Linked DNA regions of Homo sapiens: region 2 is linked to region 1. Evidence: read pairs that join two places in POLR2A ChIA-PET (ENCODE). Cell type or tissue: A673. All regions are shown on one strand. Each heading gives the region's core, and the rest is flanking DNA. Links, peaks and the distances in the headings are about the cores only. Region 1 has its middle 5.9 kb from the start of TTLL11. Region 2 overlaps RABGAP1 (RAB GTPase activating protein 1).

Evidence for each region. Peaks named below come from ENCODE experiments on the same cell type or tissue, not always from the same donor. Only the 100,000 strongest peaks of a DNase experiment are listed, where the experiment ranks them.
Region 2: POLR2A ChIA-PET joins it to region 1 with 14 read pairs; 2 of 35 experiments call an interaction of 5 or more read pairs at or near these places.

Annotation. Positions count from the first base shown.
Region 1 is chr9:122,097,054-122,101,451 of GRCh38, reverse strand. No RefSeq gene overlaps it. Among named protein-coding and RNA genes, the nearest start is that of TTLL11, 5.9 kb to the right of the region's middle. In A673, for the core only: a CTCF peak has its summit at 1,990 (motif pointing left); a DNase peak (open chromatin) is centred at 1,961.
Region 2 is chr9:122,947,136-122,951,533 of GRCh38, reverse strand. All of the region lies in intron 1 of RABGAP1 (RAB GTPase activating protein 1), which reads right to left. Among named protein-coding and RNA genes, the nearest start is that of RABGAP1, 8.3 kb to the right of the region's middle. In A673, for the core only: no CTCF peak of the experiment used is centred there; no DNase peak of the experiment used is centred there; H3K4me3 peaks cover 480 bases; H3K27ac peaks cover 686 bases.

The DNA.
Region 1 (4,398 bases), core at 69-4,068:
CCTCCTAGGGACCCCTGAAGCTATGGGAAGGAGCTTGTTTTGTTTTTGTCACCAGGCTGGAGTGCAGTGGCACGATCTCTGTCACCCAGGCTGGAATGCAGTGGCACGATCTCCACTTACTGCAACCTCTGCCTTCTGGGTTCAAGCAAGTCTTATGCCTCAGTCTACTGAGTAGCTGCGACTACAGACATGTACCACCACGCTGGCTAATTTTTGTACTTTTAGTAGAGATGGGATTTCGCCATGTTGGCCAGGCTGGTCTCGAACTCCTGACCTCAAGTGATCTGCCTGTCTCGGCCTCCCAAAGTGCTGGGATTATAGGTGTGAGCCACTGTGCCGGCAGTGAAGGGGCTTGTTCTGACCCTGAGCTTGCCAGCCTCTGCATGTCTTTACCACACCCCTCCTGCCCACACCCAGCACCCCCTTACGTTCCCTAGTTCACCTGTCAGGGCCTTTCCCTGAGTGATCGGTTCTGCCAGGCGCCCTGCTCTTGTCCCTGTCCCCTCTTCTGGGACGTCCCTCCTTGACTTCCACGCACAGCATGGACACATGGGTGTGCAGAAGTGGAAAGGGGTACTCGGTGCACAGATATCATATGGCATTTTGCAAGCCATGAAGCAGGGCCCCACCCCAGTGGGCTGTTGGTCACTGTGGGTCCCACTGTCTGCTGTTGTGTTTGAAAATAGCCTCTGGCCTTATGCCTCTCCACCTAAGCACATAATGTATGACGTGGGTTCTTAAAACTTGGAATCAGTTAAAATGTATCTTATTTTAAACAAAACTAATCCATGCTATTAGAAGTCAGGAAAGCAATTACCCTAGGGTGGGGCTTCCAGGGTGCTGGGGATGTTCTGATTTTTGATCTGGGTGTTGGTTTCTTCGGTCTTTTCAGTTTATGAAAATCCATCGAAGTTTTCTGTGTGTATATTACCCTCCAATAAAAATGTCAAAACTGTTTTGTTTCGGTAATTTCCTCTTTCACCCCTATATCCCTTGACATACCTGTAGATACAGAACTGTAAAACCTAAGGCAACAATGCCCAGGCTAAATAATTCATAATCCAATTCCATAAGTGCCATTTACTCTGTGCTGGGCCCTGTGCTGGGGGCCCAGGGGACTGAATCAACCACAGCCCAGTCCTCCAGAAACTCCTGGTCTGTGGGGATGGGGAAATGCAGCCTAGCATGGGGTGGAGAGGTCATAAAAGCAGATCCAAGAGGAGGGGATGTCACTGCTTTCTAGAGAATCATAAAGCCAAGAGGGACATAGGGGCATAACAGAGATCAACAGGTTACTTGAGGGTTTGGTATATGCCGGCCGTTTCTGTTCTAAATGCTTTTCCATGTGGTGGCTAACTTAATCCTCAAAGTAACAGGAACACCGGGAGGTAGGTACTATCATTTTCACCTTTTCACAGTGAGGAAAGAATCACAGAAGAGCCAGGTAACCTATCTAAGTATAATCAGCCAGAAAGTGGGAGAGATAAGACTTGAACCCAGGCTGTCAGCTTCAGAACTCAACTCGTGCTCAGCCTCCAGGCTAAACTGTGCTGTGGGGAAAATAATGTTCAGTTAAATGCCCAAATACACAACGAGGCTCGACATACAGATGTGCTCCATGAACAATGGCTACTACTGACAATAAGAAAGAAACAACCTATTAGAGAAAAAGTTAACCTGAAACTGAACATGACGCCTTTTGCTCATTCATTAAGATCGGCCACGCCGCCTTCCGGGAACTGGATGCCCCCGGGAGCTCAGCCATACCCTAAGAAAAGGAGATTTTGTAGCTGGGCCTGAAGGATAAACTGAGCGGATTGGGTCAGGTGAGCTGTGAGGGAGGGTGCACCCAGCAGAGAGAGCAATAGTGGCAAAAGCCCAGAGGTGCAAAAATGTGTGTGTTTGCAAGCTTAGCTGGGCAGAGCTCGCGATTCAGAGGCGCTTCAGCCTTCTCCCTCTTAAAAACTGGACCTCGGGCGCCACCTGGTGGCGACCTCTGATACTAATAGGGCAGAAACAACCAGCTGGGGCAAAAGTTCCCCACACCCTTCTCTCCTGGACCATTTGTTCCTCCTGTCTCTTTCCCCACAAATGGATTTGCTGTAAAATGGACTTTTACAGCTGTTAACGTCAATTTAAAAATTTAAAAAGTCAATTGACTTTGACAGCTGTAAAAGTCCATTTTACAGCAAGTCCATCTGGGGGAAAGAGACAAGGTGTTGGGATGTGGATGGGATGGGAGTGGTGAAGACATGGTGAGGTCAGTGTCAAAACAAGCCCCTTCCCGGCCGATCGCAGTGTCTCACGCCTGTAATCCTAGCACTTTGGGAGGTCGAGATGGGTGGATCATTTGAGGTCAGGAGTTTGAGACCAACCTGGCCAACATGGCGAAGCCCTGTCTCTATTAAAAGTACAAAAATTAACCCGTGTGGTGGGGAGTGCCTGTAGTCCCAGCTACTCGGGAGACTGAAGCATGAGAATCGCTTGAACCCAGAAGGCAGAGGTTGCAGTAAGTGGAGATCGTGTCACTGCACTCCAGCCTAGGCAACAGGGTGAGACCCTGTCTCAAAAACAAAAACAAAACAAGCTCTTTCCCATATAGCTTCAGGGGTCCCCAGGAGGGTTTTAAACAGAGGACTGACATGGTCAGACTTCTATTAGAGAAAGAACACTCTGAGCATTGAGAAATAACAACTAAGGTAAAATTTTAATTTAAAAGTACATTGATTTTCCAGTTATTAAGGCAACGCGTGCTCATTGTAGAAAATGTGGAAATTATAGAAAAGAATAAAGAAGAAAATAAGTCACCCTTAATTCCATCACCCAGAATAACCACTACTAATATTTTGGCATATCTGCCTCCAGTGTTTTTCCCTGCATATAATTTTCACAGAGCTGAGGATTAAACTCGCTGGTGTTTAAATGTATGTTGAGTATTTTTGTGGACAAAGTCTTGGTGTGTGAATAAGTGTGGGTGTTGGGAGCTGGTGCTGGTGTCAGACCACTCTGAGTTTGAATCCTGTCTTTGCCTTTACTAGCTGTGACTTGGGCAAGCGCCTTCTCTTCTCGGAGTAGTAGCCATTTCCTTCACCATCTGTAAAATGTGATTAACAATGGGACCCATCCCAGAGCTGGTTTACAGATTAAATGACATGATGTATGCAAAATGCTTAGGACAGTGCCTGTCGCAGAGAGGTTACTCACCAGTAACAGATTACTACCTAAAGCTTTGTCTTTCCGACTCTTATCAGCAGTCTCTAGAAATGAGATTGATTTCAAGGTTCAAGGATATGAAGAGCCACAAGGTTGTTACGGTTTGCCAAAACTGAGTGGAAAATTTTAAGCAAGATCTCGTGTCTCCGGCACCACAGCTGTTCTCATTTGTCTCTATATTCTTCCAGGCCCTGTTTACGCAGAGCACTTTTTAAGCATTGTAATTGCAATGCTTGCACCAGTTCCCTTAATGTTACATCATCAACATTTTCCTAAGCGGCTGAAGCTGTCATTGACAGCGTTTGCTATCATTCACTTAACCATTTTTTAATTGTTGACTATCTGGGCAGTCTAATTTTTCATTCATTCATTCATTCATTCATTCATTCATTCATTCAACAGTTCCAGAATGCCTACTCTGTGCCAGGCACTGAACTAGGCACTAGGATATTGTGGTCAGCAAGAACAACACACCCTTTATATTCTGGCACCCAGACTCTGGCTGGCAAGACAGGCTATAACAAGTAAACAAACAAGTAACACTCCAACTGTAAACTATGGTGAGTGCTGGGAAGGAAAAGGAGAGAACTCCCGGAGAACTTTATTTTCACATTTGTGTATTTTTTGGAAGTAATCCTAGTCCTGAAATCTAACCTGCTTTTGCTTCTTAGCAGACACAGCTAAAGCTTTTCTTGAAGAAGTCTCATGTGGGTTTGGATTTTCCACTAACACATTTTAGAATTTCCTGAGAAGTCAAGGGTGCCATGGTATTCAAAGACCTGACAGTCGGGCTCAAGTGGGCCTTGTTTCCTTTCTTTTCTCCCTTGCTCAGAGGCTTGTATTTCAACTGGTCCAGTCTGCTCCCTGCCCTCTTGAAGAAGCAGATGATTATCCCCTTCTTAAATCTTGCTTCACCTTTTCTTCATCTTCCCTCTCAGTACAGGGCCTCCATGAGCCCTGGGAGTCTTTAAGCCAATGGGCAAAAGCACCCCCATCCCATGGCCAAAGCCATGATGGGTGAGGCTTTGCACACATTGGATTTCAACGCCCGCAAGGCCTCTTGCATGACTGCAGCAGCCCTATCCATAGCTCTTCAGTGACCACCCCACCTAGCTTTCTATCAACCTGATTCCTACTCCACCTCGAAGACTCAGCTTATAGTCTCTCTCTTATAGGAAGCCTGGT
Region 2 (4,398 bases), core at 162-4,161, 850 kb before region 1:
ACAGAGTGAAATGGAAAGAACTGGCCATGATAAAACCTCTTTTAAGAGTCCTTCAAAGGCAGTCGGTTCTTGAACAATCAGTGTTTACTTTTTTAAAAACTTCAACTTTTTTTTTTTTTGAGACAGAGTACTATCAGATATTTGTATTGTTTCTAGTTAACTAACATCTGAGAAGTAACAGTGACATGCAGTGGCATGGATTTGCTAATGTGCAATTAGCAGAGGCAAAACCACCTCCCAGTAAGTGACCTACCTAGCTTAATAAGAGGTGTGGGTGATACTAATAATTGAACCTGACATGCTTGAGACAAAATGTGCTAGTGCCTCATCCAAAGCTTGGTTAACCTTTATTTCTTTGGTTTTCTTGAGATTTTCTTCTTGAAAGAGTAGTATTAATGCCTCCACCTCTACCACTTCAATGGAACTCCCCACTGTTCTAAACAGTCCCTCTCAAAAATACCACCCCGTTACTTCTCACTTTCACTGAACCCCTTAAAAACCATCAATACTACAAAATTTCACAACCCAAAGAATTATTTCTTACTTCCACCTGCTGAAGTAAATGAAAATGCTGGCCATTTTCTTATTCTGAAACTCTTATCCTTTTGCATCCATTTCCTACCACTATCTTTTCTTAGTTCTGATTTAGGTTCCTTTTCTTCTATTTTTAAAATCACATCATCGTCCTTCTTTTCACTGGCTATCTCATTAGCTAACATGGTTACAGCTTTCTATTGTATGCTGATAACACTAGCACTGTCTTTTCTCTTGAATTCCACATGGGTATTTGTGTTATATTTTCTTTTTCTTCTATTCAGTATCAAAGAGTCTGATATGTGCCAGACACCAGGTATAGAATTATGGTGAGGAATAAAAGACACTCCTTACCTTTGACAGGCTTACAGTGGTAGAGAAAACAGACCAGTAAACAGGTAATTATAATATAGTGCTTGTTATAACAGAGGTGTGTAAAGGGTGTTATGAGAATACACAGCAGGGCTCTACTATATGCGTCCTATGGTCATCTCAAAACCAATTCCTTGCAAAACTAAACCATTTAATCCCCACGCGTCAGCAGATTCTTCTTTCTAGATTCTCTATCCTGGTTAACAGCCACAGATTCAAAACAACATCAAAAAAAAAAAAAAAAAAAAAAGAAAGAAAAAGAAAAAGAAAAAAAAGACACCAAACCAAAACAAATCTTGACTCCTCCTTTTCTCACCCTCCCTTGGAATAATGGATTTTAGTTCTAAAACATATCCCAAATATATTCCTTCTTCACTATCCCTCATGTCATTGACTTGTATTTTATTCTCTTTCAACCTGGCTATAACAAGTGTTTCATTCTAGACTCTTCCTAGTCATTGATTATTTAGCCCCCAAAGTTAATTTCTAAAACTTAGATCTGATCATATATCCCATACCTCCCCTTTCCTCAAAACTATTTATTGCTCCTGACTGAAAATACAATAAAATCCAAAATCCTTGTATTATTTAGTTCTTCAAAATCTGGAGCCAATTTCCATTCTAGTCTTATCTTCTTCTGTCACACCATACTATATACACAAATATGTCATGCATTTTAATGCTTTCAAGCCTTTTCATATGCTGCTTGCTCAGCTGGGAATGTGTTTTTGTTTCCGCAATCAGCCTTTCTCCACCAACAGCAACCTAGTGGATACAATCAAGTATTCAACCTCCCCCTTTCCCTTCTGCAGTGTTATTGTCTTCTAGGGCTCCTCAGGCTTTTTGTTTTTTAGTTCATCACAGAATTATAGCATTTACCACACAGTAAAATAATATCAACACTTTTTTTTTTTCCTTTTTTTTTTTTTTTTTTGAGACAGAGTCTTGCTTTGTCACCCAGGCTGGATGCAGTGGTATGATCTTGGCTCACTGCAACCTCTGCCTCCAGAGTTCAAGCGATTCTCCTGCCTCAGCCTCCTGAATAGCTGGGATTACAGGCATGCACCACCACGCCCAGCTAATTTTTGTTTTTGTTTTGTTATTGTTGTTTTTGAGATGGAGTTTCACTCTTGTTGCCCAGGTTGGAGTGCAATGGCATGATCTCAGCTCACTGTAACCTCCGCCTCCCAGGTTCAAGCGATTTTCCTGCCTCAGGCTCCCAAGTAGCTGGGAATTACAGGTGCCCGCCACCACGCCTGGCTAATTTTTATATTTTTAGCACAGACGGGGTTTCGCCATGTTGGCCAGGCTGGTCTCAAACTCCTGACCTCGGGTAATCCACCCACCTAGGCCTCCCAAAGTGCTGGGATTACAGGTGTGAGCCACCGCAGCCAGCCGTAATTTTTGTATTTTTAGTAGAGATGAAGTTTCACCATGTTGACCAAGCTGGTCTCAAACTCCTGACCTCAAATGATCCACCTGCCTCAGCCTCCCCAAGTGCTGGGATTACAAGCGTGAGCCACCGCACCTAGCCCAACGCTTCTTTTCTACTCCGCTATATTGATCAATCCATTCATTCCAGAAGCAATTACTGAGTATAAACCACCATGTCAAATGCTGGGAGTATAACGGGCACAAAGAGTCCCCCAAACTACTTGTGGACAGGGGTCTTATGTTTTACTCGTAGTAATTTCATTTCCTTACTTACGGGCAGTGTTCAATAAATTTGGTTGGTTGAATATACTTCATGGCTGTTTAACTAGTAGGGTCTAAGTAATATGAGGAAAACAAATGACAAACATGCTACTCTACATGCATGTACTGGGGATGTGGACATGGATGAAGACTAAACTCTTCATCAAATCCCCAACTGTCATGATCAAAAAACAGTTAACACAGTCACAAAAAATATACCTTGGGTTCCCTTTGGACCAAACACTAACCACTTCCCTCCCAATCCCCATCATTTTTGTTGCTCAACCAGTGAAAAAATGGGTACAGCTTTAGGGAATCTTAAGCAAGATGACTAAATCATCTTGCTAAATCAAAAGAGAAAACAATACTTATTACTTCTTGAGTGTCAATTATATGCCCAACATGGTACGAACAAGTTTTACTTGCATTATTACTAATCTTCACACCTTGCCAGATGGGTATTAAGTTCATATGACAGACAAACTAAGGCTTGGGCAGGCTGAGTAACTCGCTTAAGTTCAGAGAGAAAATTGTGGAACTTGATCCAAACCCAAGTATCTAGGTGTCTCTGTTCTTTTCTGGATTGCATCTCTCTCCCTCTCGATGTCCCTATCTCCATCCTCTCCCAATTCCAATCCATCCTCTATGCTGCTCCCAGTTGTACCCTTCTAAAACACAAATCTGGTGAGTTTACTCTCTGTTTAGAAAAAGAACAAGACAGGATGCAACAAAAGAATCAAGTCTGAAAGATGCTGTAGCAGGATAATTCCTGTGGGTTTGTAGCTCTTTAAAATTAAACAAGCAGGGTACAAAGAAGCTATAAAAAATCACATTGCATTAGTTTCAGTTTGTGTGTGTGTGTGTGTGTGTGTGTGTGTGTGTGTGTGTGTTTTCCTGGCTCTGAACTTTGTTTCACTGCACTGGTTTTCACATGAATTTCACACAGCCTATCCCTGGAAAGGGTGGGACAAATCAAACAAAACTCAATGGAACACCATCCCTTCTTTATAAAAATAAATTCCTTTCCACCACTACTAACTGCTAAACAATAGATGTCTTTGTTTTCATTCTGACTCTGAATTTTGAGACTATTTCTTTGAATTATTTTAGTGAGCTAAGAGAATCATAATAATTTAAGCTTTCTGATTAATTTCAGGTTACGTTAAAAAACCAAAACCAAAACCAAAAGAATCAAAACAATCATCTTGGGCCTACCTGCACTTAAAGGCAAGAAAAACTAGCTTATCTAAAACTCACGCTTAGGCAAATTTGAGCCTACCGTAACTGTGACAATTTACTTCTTTAAACTATTAAATCACTTTTAGTTCAATTCTACATTAACTAAAAAAGATATCGGAATTAAACAAATACAGGAAATTGTAAAACAAAATAAAACTTTAAAACATCTTTTTTATAAGTTGTAATCTTTTTGCATTGTGATTAAGTAATAACACAAACATTACCATCTTAGCCACGGAAGTGTACAATTTTGTGTCATTAAATACATTTACATTGTCATGCAACCATCACCATCATCTATCCTTGGAACATTTCCTTTCTTAACTCTGTGCCCATTAACACTAATTCCCTATTCTCTTCCTCCTCCAAAAACCACTATTCTACTTTCCATCTCTAAGAAATTGACTACTCTAGGTGTATCATATAAGCAGTGGAATTACACAATATTTATCATTTCATAACTGGTTTATTTCATTTAGTATAAGTCTTCAAGGTTTATTCATATTGTAGCATGTGTCACAATTTCCCTAAGGCTGAATAATATTTCAATGTATGTAT